Regions from separate parts of the Mus musculus genome. Here region 1 is linked to region 2. A link is a loop called in an ENCODE intact Hi-C map of the cell type or tissue named here. Cell type or tissue: left cerebral cortex. All regions are shown on one strand.

What was found. Hi-C counts contacts between places; a loop is a spot of excess contacts. Peaks named below come from ENCODE experiments on the same cell type or tissue, not always from the same donor. Only the 100,000 strongest peaks of a DNase experiment are listed, where the experiment ranks them.
Region 1: it touches region 2 in a loop (7-fold over the local background); 4 of 42 quality-filtered maps call a loop at or near these places.

The regions. Positions count from the first base shown.
Region 1 is chr3:17,327,645-17,335,644 of GRCm38, reverse strand. Gm30340 (a long non-coding RNA gene) reads left to right here. Exons shown (of 7, transcript XR_880680.2): 5 at 1,176-1,320; 6 at 2,305-2,390; 7 at 4,941-8,000. Among named protein-coding and RNA genes, the nearest start is that of Gm24963, 80 kb to the right of the region's middle. In left cerebral cortex, no CTCF peak of the experiment used is centred here; DNase peaks (open chromatin) are centred at 4,702 and 4,979; H3K27ac peaks cover 1,325 bases.
Region 2 is chr3:16,813,815-16,821,814 of GRCm38, reverse strand. It overlaps Gm30223 (predicted gene, 30223), which reads right to left and starts at 4,721. Exons shown (of 4, transcript NR_153388.1): 1 at 4,671-4,721. In left cerebral cortex, a CTCF peak has its summit at 4,846 (motif pointing left); DNase peaks (open chromatin) are centred at 2,098, 4,414, 4,814, 5,509 and 1 more place; H3K4me3 peaks cover 1,011 bases; H3K27ac peaks cover 2,202 bases.

The sequences.
Region 1 (8,000 bases), 510 kb before region 2:
ATAATTATTCATATTTTTATTACATTTTCCAACTGAGGAATGATTTGAAAGCATGAAAAGTGAAAAATATATTATTTGTTTCAAATAACCCACAGAATTCTGAACCAGGAAAAGGAGAAAAGATACAAGAAAGAGGCCAGAGTAATTACTATTGTTATATACTATTCAGTTTAGAATTTTTCACATGTCAAATTACCTTATTTGCTGAAACACAATTAATCCAAAATACAAAGAATTGATGCTCACACATTTCTATAGTGTGGTTTCTGAAGTTTGCAATGAAAACACACTTTATTCACACTTTGAAATAAACATTCCTCATAGAACAATAGTGTAGCATAACAAATTGTTTGCAGTTTAGTATAATAGCTATTTTATTTTATTTTTGTTACAAAAGACAAATTCCTAAGAGGAATAAGACTGGAATGAAGTAGTTAAATTGTAGGTGTCTATGATTGTTGAGATTGTAGATGATTTATTTTCTTATTATTTGAGTGTTATATTTTACATATTAGATAAAATAAGAATTAATGAAGCATTTTTCCCTTTGAACAAAAAAGATTATAAAACTAATTCTCATTTGATAAAGTATAATCAGATAGGAAAGTCTTTTTCTAAACAGACATTAATGTTAATGTTTCTCTAAATACTGTTAAGCAATAGTTTCAGTAAAGATTTATTCTTTGAACAGTTAAATAATGGAAGAAACGTGTGCCATTTAGGAATTCATCTGGTTCCAAATTCATCTGTAATAACATGAGAGTTTATTCTTGGGGAATTTTGAAGATTATTTAACCAAAATTTCTTTTGTGTCACAAATAAATTCCATCTCAAGTACACTTTACAATAATTTTAGTTTGCTGACAAAATTATATCTTCTTCAAACCACATTTTACAACCTTTTAATTTTTGGTAGTTTCCAAATATTTAGTAAACAAATACTTTAAGAATATTATGCAAGTTGGAGATAACAGCAGTGATATAGCAATAAAATTTGATATGGTTAGATATATTTCTGATATTTTTCTTAGAAGAAACCTGTTTTCTACCAATTTACATTTATATATATATATATATATATATATATATATATATATATATATATATATATATATATATATAAATATAAACACTCAGTTCTAACTGGGATGCCTCCATCAAATTCCTCCCTTCAGAGCTTAGGGAAACCCACTGGAGAGGATGCAGAACCTAAGAGCCAGAGGGGATGGAAGACACCAGGAGAACAAGGCCTTCTACATCAACTTGAGCACAGTTCATATGAACCCAGAGACTGAAAGAGCAAGCACAGGGCCTGCGAAGGTCAGCACCTTGTCCTCTGTGTCTATAGCTGGGCTTCTTTTTATGTGATTCATGAATGTGTGAACAAATAGGTTCTTTTGATTCTTATGTGTTCCCTTGGCCTCTTTTCATATTGTTGGTTTGTCTTGTACAACTTCATTGAAATAACTTTTTGTTTGTTTATTGTTTGATCTTATTGTATATTATTTTCTATGTTTAAATGAATGAATTATGAATGAATGAATGAGTGAATGAGTGAATGAAACCCTAGACACCATGGTATTGAGTGTCGATGGGTATATCAGCCACTTCAGTTCAGGTCTTATATTGTAATTGACCAGCATATAATCGGACTCCATAGATTTTGTTGTTGTTTATTTATGTGTGTGTGTTTGCATGTGTGTGTGTGCATGTATGTGTGTGCTTTTATTTTATTAAAGCCTTTTTCTTTCTTTCTGGGTGCTATGTTAATTGTTTTCTTGCTTTTATGATATTTTGTTGATGCACTGGGTTTTTGGTTATTTTTTGAAAAAAAATCAAGCTGGGTTGGTAGTGACAAAGAGAATCTAGAATGACTTGGTTAGGAGAATATGATCAAAATATATTTAAATTGAATGTTTTAAATAATGAATAGTATAATAAAAATGATAGAGCCACAGAGATGTTTTCAAATCTGTTTTCCAAAATCTCTTTTGTTCCGGTTAAATTTACATTCTAGTGAAATAAATGTAAAAAAAGAAAATAGACAGTTGCCATGCATGCTTTTATATATATATGGAATTCAAAATAATAGTGCTTAGAACATGTTTATATATTACTGAAAAACTTCTTTGCAAATTATATGTAGAAAACAGAGGAGATATTGTTGCAGAATGATGAAATATTGGTGCAAAAAAAGTAAATTAATCAGGTGTGAAATTCAGTTGTGCATACTTACTCAGCAAGTTAAAAATACTAATTTTGTTCTTTAATAGTAAGGAGAGATTGTTATTTCTTTGCCTAAAGGTCCACTATGATTGAGAAAATATTAACCAGACTGTATGGCCTGAACGTGGCTTTGATGTCCTCATTCTTCCTTTCTGAAGAGAAAGGTAGGAATCACATCCATGACTTCCTTCCTTTCAGACAGGGAAGGGTATTCAGTGCCAGTCCTGCCTTTCAGTCTCCCCCTTGCTCTGTCCTGTGGGAGCACCTCTCCATGTGAGCACCTCTGCATGTGAGCATCTCTGCACATCATCTGTAGTAGTTTACTTTGTTTTGCAGAAATTACGTTCAGGCACATTAAGCTTTAAATGTGTGTGTGTATATGTGTGTGTGTGTGTGTGTGTATGAGATTTGACATGTGCATTTTCATCAGTTACCATTTTGTACTAAATCATTTGCAATTAGAAAACAAATATTATTTAATTGTGGATATGCAAATATCCTCTTTAAAAAATAAAGATAAAACATAAAAATAAGGACAGGGAGTTTCATGCACAACTTGCCTTGAAATGCTCTTCTTCTTGCCTAAGTGGTAGGACAGTAGCATCAAAAAAAAAAAGGATTCCTGTTCTATGAAGAACAGTAACAAAACTGCACTGTTAAAAATAGAATAAATTTAGAAAATGCTAAACAAATACATTATTAAGTTCAGGTATACTCTTAGCACCTTACTAGAAATGCTTTCTCATTGCTTCTACTTATATAAAATATTATCAATAAACAGGATATATTAAATCCTCTCTTTGTAACCGTTTACAGGTTACTTACACGCACTGCTTTGCACAACTTTGCCAAGCACATTATAAATCATTGTCAGAACTGTGCTAAACAGTCATTTTGACTCACTCTACATGCAATTATTTTTAATCAAATATTTCATCAATTATAAGATGCATTAATCTTTGCATGTGGATAAAAATAACTCATCTATTTCTAAAAATAGTGCTTCCACTAAGCACTTTGCATGCCAATCTGTTTTACAAGATTTTTCAGGTTTTCTTTTTATCTGTCAAGTAAAGGTTTTTTTTTCATTCGAGCCATAGATAATTTTAATATCAGTTCTTACACTATGTAATCAAATGCATTTCTACGTTTTCAGTGCATTTAAGGAAGGTACCAGTAGCTGTACACTTATTTCTCAATAACATTTTGAAGACACAGGGTAAATACTTTAGGAGAAGAGGCATTCTTGTGAAATATGGTGCATACTATATATCATTCTCTAGTAACTCGAATTTCTTTACTCGTAATATAGATATACCAAACTCTTCACTTAAAATGATAAGACCCAATGCTTACTAATGCATGCTTACTAATACTATTTTTATATAAAGCACTATTTTTGTAGAGTAGCTCTTAACACACTAATTTTGTGCTGTGTTTTAAAAACAGCACGCATTTATTGCTCACAGTTTGCACTAAATATATGCCCAGAATAAAATACAATCTTGATGCATATAGAAAGGCTTTATTACTCATATCTTTTGTTCGTATTTATTCCTAATTTTAATATTTTATACTTCTTTATAAACTATATACACATACGACATCATTGTGAAACATTAAAATACATTTATTACTTTCAGTTACTCATCTGTAACAACAAACCACAGTGCATAGCCAAAATTTATAAATGACCATTTTTACATTATGACAGAAATATGGATATAATTTTATTCTTAAAATTTCGAAAAGCAAATTATTCTACTAAAATATATCAGCATAAAATTGCTATTTATTTTTAATTGTGAAAGAGTTGTTTTCTACAGTATTTAAAATGTATTAACATTGAATATTTTTATTTTTAATAAAAAAGGCTTTATTTTGAAAACTTTCCTTTATATTCCCGTTTCTCTAATACAAAATGATTTAATTTTCATGGCACAATTATTAATCACCTTTGTTCTATATTCCCCATTATTTTAAATCACAGTCCTAATACTTGCCTTCCTATAAATACCATATTCTGAAGATCAAAATCAGAAATACCTATCTGCATATGATATATGATGCTCAAGAAAAAGAATTCTTTGTTATTTTCCTCACTATTATCTGAAAATCTAGACACAGTTGTTTCTACAAATGTGATATTAGTCTGCATGCGTTTTCATGTCATCATAGACAATCTCACTTACAGAAAGGCCATTTCAATGTAAGTATATCTTCCTACACAAAGAATCCTGTTACAATCTAAGAATGTGGGTTTTCATTTCCACTCAATGCATTTTCACTCAGCATTTTCCAATTCTATAATGCAAACATATACAGAGAGGTTAAATACAATGTTGGCTCTGCAGTAGCTGTACAGAAGAGAAGCACACATTTTGCCCAGACTTCCCTGAATTTAAACCTCAGCCAATAGACATGTTTCAATGTGTACCTGAACAGAGCCAGTGCCAACCAAAAGAGAGTAAATGGGCAGAAAGCTTTCTTTATAAAATGTCACAAGTGATATAAGACAGTGATCTCAGAGGAATAGGGTGGATCCTCGAAAGCATTTAGTTCAACATTTATTTCATCTATTTAATTTCGTGACTGAACCAGATCAAATCACAGGTAGCCAAATTGTAGATTCAGCTAGCTTCTCTTATTCTCTGGCACTTTTTGTTTCTACATTCCTGATACATTCTTTCATTTCCCAACTCTTCTCTTCCCAGGCATTTGTACCACAGGAACCTGACAGCAATTGTTCTGATTCATGGCTTAGGAGGAGCAGCTGATTAATCCCTTGTCAGCAGTCTTGACCCGGTGTGGAAAATAGAATCTTCGAAGGCCTACTCACCAATATATCAGGAGCAAGGCAGCATGGCTTACATCGCTCTTAAATTCAAGGAAAGTTTAAGACAATGCCAAGCAGCAATCCTGGTCTCAGAAATGCTTTATAGGAACATTTGGACACAGAACAGGAACATACCAGGGAGAAGAGTTGAACAATTGTGGCTTTCTTCCCTGGAATAAAAATCTTATATTTTCGGTCCTCCACAAAATACTTTTTAAAAAAAAATCACTATTTTCTTTATCATAACTATTGTGGTCTGTGTTTTGATATGATATAACATGTTTTGGGAATTTTAAATCATTCCATTTCCTTCCCTCTTCAATGAGTATAGACACTATGAACATAGAACTCTAATTTGTACATTGTATAAAATAATTGCAAATAACTTCTATTTCTAGAATCATCTTTATGTGACACATTCAGCTGTGAAGAATATGCATACTATATAGTTTAAAACAGGAATGTTTCTACTGAAAACCATTTTAGTTCTTGAAATGACAAAAGCCTTAAACTGAACACATTGCTACTTTTAATCAAGAAAAAAATAACTTAGTAATATAAAATGTGGTCTCGGAACATATGATTAAAGTACAGAGATGAAGTGGGATAATGTCCCCCCCTTTTTTTTCCAAAGAGGACCATGTACATGAATCCAATATTTATGAATTTTATTTACAACCACAAAGCAGACTGAAAATCTGTCAAATGATGTGAAATCCTAAAAGATGCAGGGTGTTAAGAGATGGTGGCCACCAAAGACAAATCAAGTCTCAAAATTAAAACTATGCACAACTAATAAGCATACACATGAAAGATGAGAGAGAGAGAGAGAGAGAGAGAGAGAGAGAGAGCATAAGAGACCCATCTATGATAACCAGAGGAAGCTGAAATGTGTTGAAGCCTTTCCCTTGTAAACTGCATAATAGCACTTTCAATGTTCCCTTTCTGTCATCCCCTGTAACCATCAAGTTCGGGTTCTGCTGCTGCAGTCAGGTGCACGGGCACGGAGCTCTTACGGTTGGCTGCATAGAATTCTGAGGAAAGCCACATCTGTACCATTTTTTTTCTCTTGGACAGTAATAAATAACAATTTGTGTTCATTTAGATTTTTTTCCCTGAGTATATTTACAGCAAGTTATTCAGTTTTTTTTTTTTTTCTTATCCTCTTAAAGCATAGGTTTAATTTTGAGTGCATCTTTCATTGTGAGAGTGTAAACCTTTGATCGAGTGGCATTTGCATTTCATTATAGGGAAGTGCTTTACATTGTCTTCATATGCACCACCCAATTCCATGTATCATCTTGGTTTGTGCTAGTCACTGTTTAAAACACTGGCTATTAAGTGTGGCTTTGTGGACAGAATCTGTATGTTCTGTGCAGTACAAAACAGAAAAGAACAAGGAAAAATTCAAAATGAATAGGTCATTTGAAAGAAATATAGTAAGTTTTCATGTGATTGTTTTCAATATAGTATTCTCGGCAAAAGAATGCAAGTCATCATCTAAAACGTAACATGTTCAGATTGGCCGTATCTCATCATTTATTTCTTTTGTAAAAGAGCAAATGGGATGTATTTTTAGGTGTTTCTTTGTGCAAGTTCCTAGCAAATCCTGTTGGGATAGCATTAGAAATAATAATGAAATGAGCTGTAGGTAATGGTATAACTCTTGGAAAGTTTTTAAATGTGAGGCTGTGAAAATGTGTCCTTTGAAGGATCAGCAAGCCTGTGGCATTGTCTGTGAAAATGGAAAGAATTGATAAGGCTTCTGTGCTTTTGATCTTTATCAGGTTTGCAATGATTCCTATTTTATAAGGTGACATATTTTTAGCCTTGTTGCAGGGAGAAATGTTCTGTTTTTCCTCAGAAAGCTGGCAGAAAACCATTTTCCGACCTTGTCTGCTTCATTTATCTACATGTAGATATTAAACCTGTCTCATCTCAAAGGCCCACAAACACCTTGTCAATAAAGTAGTAAATTAAACACTGGCATAAAAACATTACCCTGTAAAATTTCTCATTTGCAGCCGACTATATTTGCCACTTTCAGGCATAGCATTTTAACATTTAGTAAATTTTAAATAACATAAGATTTATTTTATTGAGAAACAATTCAACATTGAATAATGTCATTTATTTTATTTTTTAAAGAATTATTTCAATACAGTATGTATTTCCTATGGGTGGGGGAGGACATCAGGTGCATTTGCTAGGTTTTACATGGCATCTTCTAGGAGGGGTAAGTTTACATTTTATACAGTTGTATTCCCTTTCATCACCAATCAAAGCTTAGCGAAATATCAGTCACAAATTTCACAACCGGAGAATTTGTTTTGCCATGTTAGACATAAAATATTGGAGACCCTTTCTGTGTTCTTCCAGCTTTTCTTCATATCCTTGGTAAGGCAGCATGTAGTAGCTCTGAAACAGGAGATGTTTCTTTGGTATTACTACTTGGAAGAGCTGTTTGCAAGCTTATTTGCTTCCATGTTATGTTCATAAGCAGGAAAATATAATTTATTTCTGCATATCTGCTATCCCGGACAAATCAAGGTGACAATCCGTGGTTAGCTCTGTCAGGCCCTTTGTCCTAGCGCTGCTGTGAATGGAAGTACAATGGGAGCAAAGTGAATATATAACAGTCCAGCTGCCTTGTTGTGACAGCCCTGTCCCTCCATAGCAGTGTGTCAGTTCATGTTTGTGTACCAGTAGCCAGTTCATATGATGACAATGCAAATTGTCTGAGAAGTCTCCTAGCAGATAACAAATTAAGCTGGGGCTTGAGGTGTAGGGAGGAGAGGAAAGGGGAGCTTGGGCACATGTCTTTGGAAAATAATGACCCGTAAAAGGTTATATTTTGGTACAGTGATTATATTTCATCGCAGGACCGTTATCCCAATTTTGGCAAGTGTCTCAAAGACGCAGGTAGGCGCTTACACTT
Region 2 (8,000 bases):
CAGTGTGAATGGTTAGGTATTAGGTCATGATTTACATCATTATAGATTATTTCTTAGATTTACTGAGTGAATGAAATATATTTTCTTTGTGTGTATGTGTGTGTGTGTGTGTGTGAATGGAAAAAATGAAATGAGCAAACTTTAGTTTGCTTAAGTTAGAGATAGTACATGTATATCAACATTAGTCAGAAGAAGCCTTAAGAATTTTATGTAGAAGAGATTCTGGTCATACTCTGGAACTCAGGGTATATTCTAACTTTACTTTGGATTAAAACAAAGCTAAATTATAAGTTTCCCTTAATTTTCCCTTTCTAGTTTTTAGTATTTTCAAATTTTAGTGTTATCAAACTCAGCCACAATTCAGAAAATTATTGCAAAATGAAAGATAGGTGTTTCAAGTAAGAATTGTCCCAATAATATTATATCTCCTGTGTGAAGGGAGACGTCTGAAAGAAATAATTAATCTATTTAGTGGAAATCTGTAGAAATCCAGGGAAGAAATCTCATTTTCTTTTCAAAGCAGCTTTTCAACACAATTTGAGTCTCCTGAGTCCTTCTAGGTTTTCCTTGACACTTTGTGCTTTTAGAGATAGGTCAAGCATCAAGTCCATCTGAGATTTATCTTATGCATCATTTCTCCAACACAGATTTACCCCCAGTGTAGAAGTCAAGTAGAGTATTTAAGCTAGTGGTGGTTATTGTATACTTCATCACATTTGCATGATCTTTTTTCGCATCTTGATTAACAAAAGGATTTTGTAGTCTTTCCTTGGCTTTCCATTATTACCTTGGCTTTCAAGGTTTTAGAAAAATCTCTCAATTGTGCAAGAAAGTCATAGTTCCAGTAGTGTTTCTTCATCTTGGTTTGGTTAAAATGTGAGGTCATGAAGTTTGGCCACTCCTCTGAACCTTGCTTTGCCTTTCTCTCCTTCAATGATATCATGCTGGCATGCATCCGTGAAGTATCATTCATTCTCCCTTGCACTTTATTCTTTACCACTTCCCTCTTCCTCTTACATGCACATATACACACACATCCGCACAGAGAGGAAAATCTATATGTGTCAGACATTCAGCAAGGGAAAGACAAAGGCACTGAGTTAATTACCCATCATTTACTGCTGCTGAGAAGAGCAGATGGCAGCAGACGATATGTAAATGGCAAGGGGCAGTGAATTATTCGATTTTTTTAGATTAATCGTCGATGACAAAGAAAGTGATTACAGGCTGTGACATTTATACAAATGTATAAAGTACATCACACTAAAAAATTGAGCTTAATATTATTATGAGGGTGTCAAGCATATAAACACTATTGTCACAATAGAAAGCAACAAATTTACAATAATCCAAGAATCCAACCTCCCTCTATCTAAAAAGTTTATAGAACCACAGACTCTAGGGCGAAAGATGACTCAAGTCTGAATATCATGGAATAGTTTTGTAAAGTAACCAGATTATACCAAGGCAATCTATGTATGCAGGAGGATGATGCATATTGAGGCATAAAGCAAAACAAGATTTTCTTCTCAACTGATCTAGTGCCTGCCTTAGAGAGTGGGCTGTAAAACAAAACAAAACAAAAAAGGTGCTAGTAAATGAGAAGTAGACATTAAAATAAAACACAATAATTCACAATGAGGTCCATCAAGGGTGTGGATGAAAAAATAATTCAAAAAAGGAAAAAGAAAAAGAAAGATTGCATTCCTATTCCTTAGAAATACTATTGTCATACCAGACGTGTACAGATAACGTCCCTATAATCTTTAAGAACACAGTGAAGAAATTTCTGCCCAAGATTCCTTATTGAACACAGACAAGTGCTCACATGTATGCTTGTGCAAACACACACACACACACACACACACACACACACACACACACAAACCACCACCACCACACCAACTCCATTCCTTTGCAGGAAAGAAGCAAGCAGAGTAGCCTATTATTTCCAGTTGCTTCAATAATTAATTGGTACATGAGAGAATCAGATGCTTTCCTTGGCAGATCAGAGAATTTGCCCCATCATCAAAATGTCCTCTATCACCCTGTTATTAAATCTATATGATGTTGATATTATTATGAAAAGAGAGCCACAGAGCCACATTTGTTCTCTGAAAGCATTCCAGCCACTGCAGTCCCCGAGGCTGCCCTGTGGGATGAGAGCTCATCTCCAAATATTAAAATCAAGAAAAAGGAAAAGCTTGGGGCACATCTATTTATAGACTTCAAAAATACTTTCAAAATATTCAAAGCAAAACATTACCAAAATTGCTGCTGAGTATTCCACAATTGTACACTCTTTGTTGACAATGGACTACCATTGTCAACAAAGGATAGGGCAGGAGAATGGGTCAGGAGCTGGTTGGGGGAGGGGTGCTGTTAGTCAGCAGCCCCTGCAGCAGCAGTGGCAACACTAGATAGAGCATTTATGTCTGGCAGTCCATTTTGAATGAACATGGGTTCAGAAATAAAGTGCAGGCAGAACCAATCTGCCCTGAAGAAAAGCACAGAATAAAATATTGCACAAAGAAATGAGAATTTCCAGGGTGGCTTAAACTGCAAACCAAGCTGGCAGGTGCGCAGAGCAAACCATTAGCATTGTGTGCCCTTTTCGAAAAATATAAGTGTTTTGCTTTTTGTTTAGCCATAAAAGGAATATTTACAGATGCAAATAATTCTGATTTATATCTTGGTATAAATATGATACCGAATATCATTTAAAATATTTTAAATAGCTTTTAAAATAGTTACCTGTAAATACATGTAGCTGGAATTATATATGAGTATACTTGCAACTTAGTTGTTCTCACCTTTAATCAAAATTGAGTTCAGGACAAAACCACATTATTCTTATTCAGCATTTTATATGGTTATGAATGCAATCTTTTCTGAGTAAAAATAATAAGCAAAACATTAGTTATTGCCTGGATTCTATGACAAATAAAATGGGGGCAATTGTTTTAGGAAGATGCTGGGTAGATCAGCACCATGAGTGTCTTTCTCTTTGTACTCTTGGGTTATGACTTAAAGGTACAGTGCTTTGTCTTTAATCTTAATATTAGTGCGTAAAATATAAGCCAAGTAAAGTAATACAACATAAAAAGAGGAGAGTGTTCTGGAAGACTTTTCACTTAGAGATTTCACAAATACATGTGAAAATTAACAACAGAAAAATAGCAGTCTCTTGAAGCTGAAGATGTTTGCAGCTATTGAACCTTAATTAAGAAATTCAAAATCTGTGTTCCCCTCAAAAAATATTTCATTTTAATAAAAGTACCTCAAAAATATTTTAAAAATATTTCTTATTCATGCACATATTTTCTGTTGGATATTCTTTGGGTAGTAACAGACATCTCCCCTCCTCAGTTACTGCAAAAGGCAAAAGGCAAATGGAAATGAAGAAATGGTTGTTCAGATTTCATGAGAATATCCAGGCTGCAACAATTTATACAATGCAATATTTCTGCTTTATCAAAGAACCAATTAATAAAACAACAGGAATGAAAGCAGTACTGTAGGTAACCAAACACAATTTTATTTGCTTCATAACAGATTATAGTAGGGACTTGTGCTTTAATAAACACATATCACTTATTAGTATTTATTAGCAAATTTATGTATAATTATATAGTGAAAAATGTAAAAGATCAAAATTATTATATAAGTAATAAGTATTTGTGTTTTTAACAGGAATTATAAACACAAAAGATATAAATATAGGATTATTATGTATTATTATATTCTAGCTACTAGTGCTTTACCATAACTGTACTTTGTCAATCTCCATTGCATTAAAAAAGACTCATAAAGAAATGCATTTGCAGAAATAGAAGCATTTATAATGAGGCCTTTGTTCAAAATAGTATCTAGAATTTATTTTAAAGGGATTAGTTTAGAATTTTAGGGAAATATAACTTAGGAAATATTGTCAAATAGCAAAATGATTTATTTCAGTAGAATACTAGTAATGTCACTAAATTAGCTCTGCATTAAATGAAACAAGAATTTTTAACTACATGTAAGAAGAGGGTTAAAATTTGAAAGAGCTTTCTGCTTACAGAAGGTCATAAACATTTCAAAGCCCACAAAAGAAATCCAATAAAATAAAGCATTTCTTAAAATTGAAAGACAAAGATCTCGCTAGATTCTAGAGATAATTTATGGGTTTTGTTTATTTCTTGTTTTACTACAATAGATATATTGTAAGCCTCTGCAATCTGAAATAGAATTACAAACCTGGCCTAGCACAAAGAAGTATACAATTCATTTTAGCTTATTCTAGTGCTTCTGTGCCCCACCTTTTAAAACACTATCATTTCTCTTTGTAAAATATCTTAGAAACGGTTTTGCATTGTGCATGCATACAAACATATATTCTGCATATTAAATATTTAGCTTCATTTTATATACATAATACATTTGTTTATAACAACAATCAGCTATTCTCCAATGGCAGAGATAGAAAGCCTCTGCAAGAGAATACATACAATCGCTCCCTCTCTTTTTAAAAAATATATCCAATTGGGGTAATATTAATAGTACTTTAAAGCACAGATTATCTCCAATTTGCCTACTTTCTTATTTATAGATGCTAAAATACATTTTGTCTTTTAAAAAGAACATCAATTCTAAGACATAAAATTCTGTCTTGTAAGAATGGATCTTACATTTCATCTTAGGATGCTTCTTCCCCGTTCAACTCCACTGACTCCATTTTTATCAGTTCTATTTTTAAGTGTAATACAGAATTTACTATAGCAACCTAAATCCAAATCTTTTTTTTTTTTTTAATGCCCCTTCTTCGTCTAAATCAAGCACATACAGCCCTCTGTTGGAAGGACTTCAGATTGCATTGTATTGCCTTTATTTCAGCAAAGAGCATGCTTGGAATGCTATTGGGATTTTGTTTTGTTTTGTTTTTTAATTTTTATGCTAACAATTTATATAACAAGAAGGAATAGAATACCAGGTTATGTTCACCTTCACAAAACTGCAGAAAACACTTTGTGCCAAAATAATAAATTAAATAAGCACATGTTACATTTGTCCTAGTGATTCTAATCTGTGCATTAATTGAAGGAATGATGATAAACTGGCAATTTTATTCCTCTACATTCTTCAGTCAGTAAAACACTAGGGTACTGTTTAGACAGAAGAGAATTAATACAGGCTTCCATGCATTTAGCTTGTAAGAGAGATCCAGAGATGTGAAATATACTCATTTGACAAGTAATCATTTAAATGGGTCCTACTAGCTTTTAAAGTGTTAAAATATTTATATATTTATGTGCAACCACAATATTTTCCTTCATTTATAAAAGACGTAACCCAAAGAGATTTCTCAACTTTTGAGGGTTATTCTAAAAAAAAAATAGGTTCTTTTAGCACATTTTTAATATCAAGTTGAGCAGAAAGTCTGCTGGCATACGAAGGTGCCACCTTTCTTGGATGACTGTGTCTTCCCATATGCTGCAAACATCACCCCGGTCTCCTGCAGGTTTCTTCTATGCATCCTGTCTCCTACTGGTTTTTTAACAGTAGCAGGTTTCCTATCACTTCCCCCTATCCATATGTCTGTCCAGTTTAAACATCAGCCTCATCCTCTTGGATAACTGTCTCCACCAACCTAACCCACCTCACATTTGTAAACACCATGCACTGAATCTCATCTTTGAAAAGTCATTGTTGCTGTGCATGAAAATAATAAGTGCTCCGTGGCATCTTAATTCACCTTGATTTACTAGAGATTTAATGCATTTTCTTCTTGAGAGCATCCTTTTTGTCAGTGCATGTGGTAGACTGTCAAATATGAACACTTACTGATACAATTTTCAATCATGTAAAATGTACATCCAAGTCATACCTTTTAGTAAATATTAGTAGCTCATCTACCATGGGGAAAAGATGGGGGAAAATGTGTGTGCACACCACTTTGGCATCTTGCAAAATAGAGATAAAAAGTCAAACTAATTTACTTAAGGTGGGCGTGGTCTTTTATAGCTCCAGGCAAAGGGCATTAGGTCTATTTTTAAAAAGACTCAATTATTCCACATTATATAAGAAGATATTAGAAAGTGGGTCTTGGAAACCTTCTTTACATGAAAGAAAATGCTGATCTTCTTACCCCTAAGCCAAACCAGCTTTGCATTCATACTTATTTCAGTACATCTAGTGTGTAGAAGTGCAGATGAACACTTCCAGAATATATATTACTGTATTTTTAGGGAATGAAAAAAACTTAGACCAGAGGAACAAAACAAGCAGCCATGAAACAGTAACTTCTGGTAATTCAAAGTGGAAAGGAAATGCTCATTTAAGGGAGAACCGCTCACCTTCACATTCACCTTCTTTTCTCTTCTTTTTATTATCTACATTTATTGTTTATACACTTCACCTTTTAATATTTTTTCACTTCCTTGAGAATCTGGAGAAACTCTATGTTTTCTTGCTTTAGGCATTTATTTTTCTGAAAAAGTATTGGGGAAAGGCAGTCCTAGAGAATAACAGAAAGAAAGATTTAGCATTGATAACTGTAGGCAAAGCCAACCCAATCTCTTTCTGACAATGAAACTGAGGTGAAGGTCAAAAGCAAACAGTATTTTCACACACCAAACAATCATCCAAAAGTGAATACATAGTGTTAGACAAGGAATTTGGAAGGAAGGCCAATTTGTCAAAACAATAATTCATTCATATAATCCTCAAAAATTATTCAGAAGCTGTAAGACAGGGAATCAGGCTCTATAGAGAATGCAGCAATTCTTGCCAAGAAGGAAAAATCAGATGAGGTTAAACTAAAGTGATTACAACATGTATGCAAATATTCTGCAAATGCATTTAACCACTCACTGTTTCCTGTGTTGTTCACTCTTTCATTTTTCAGGTCATAACTAACTGAAGAAAACCAAACAAACAAACAAACAAACAAAAAAACCAAAACCAAAAAAAAAAAAAAACCAAAAAACTCTTTTTGGGCATCTTGAGGTGGTCTAAAATAAACTTAGTGTTTCAAAGAGTTGCCCAAGGGAATTCACTCTTATAGTGCAGATATTTGACTTGTTTTTTGCCACATGTCCTCAAATCCCTGAGTTCAGAACACAAAATCTCACAGGTAAGATGGACCTACCTTAGCTTAATTGGTTTTGAAAATGGCATGTCCCTGGCCACTACTCATCTCATACTAGTGACTGCAGCTGCAAGTTGACCAAATGATTTAGGTCTCACATCTGAACTGATGCATCTGTTTGTATGTTAGTCCTCTAGAATAGAACTCCCATCCTGGGTATCATGTGAATTAAGCATCCTTGGATTACTTTATCCTAAGAATTCAATAGGGATAGCTTTTCTGTCCTTTGTATCATAGTACCTTAATGTCCCCTCATGAAAGGATTAAGGAAATCATGAAAGAACGGGTCACATATGAAGTAGATTCTATGTAATAAGGTATTGCATAGTAAGAACAATTTTCTTCTTTCACCTGCAGATTTTGATTATCAAGAACTAAAATGAGTCACTTGTAATTTTAGTAGGTCATTGCCAGGTATATGGTGCTAGTATACTCATTAAAGTGTTTTGGAAAAACAACACAACTGGCCCCATTATCAGAGCATTGATATTAATTTCTACATGTCTAAGGACCATAAGGTCCAGGTAAGCTCTATGACTGGCACTATTTCCACGGGATTCTGAAAATACTCACTCTAATGGAAAAATAAAATTACTTACAAATATGCCAGCATCTTCTAAAGTCAATATTAAAGCAGGAAGAGTTGCCTTAGACCTATGTCTTACAGCAAAATGTTCTATAAAATTGCTTAAGAAAATAGTCAAAACTAGCAGCAAGATGTAGAATGCTGTTAGCTTTCAACAGGCCAAATTTCAGAAAATGAGACAATGTGATAAATTTTATAATAATAGATAAAATGAGATAAGAGCCCATATTGAATTTTTTCCAAAATTCTAACCTTAGAAACCCCCTTATTTAAAATGAACAATTG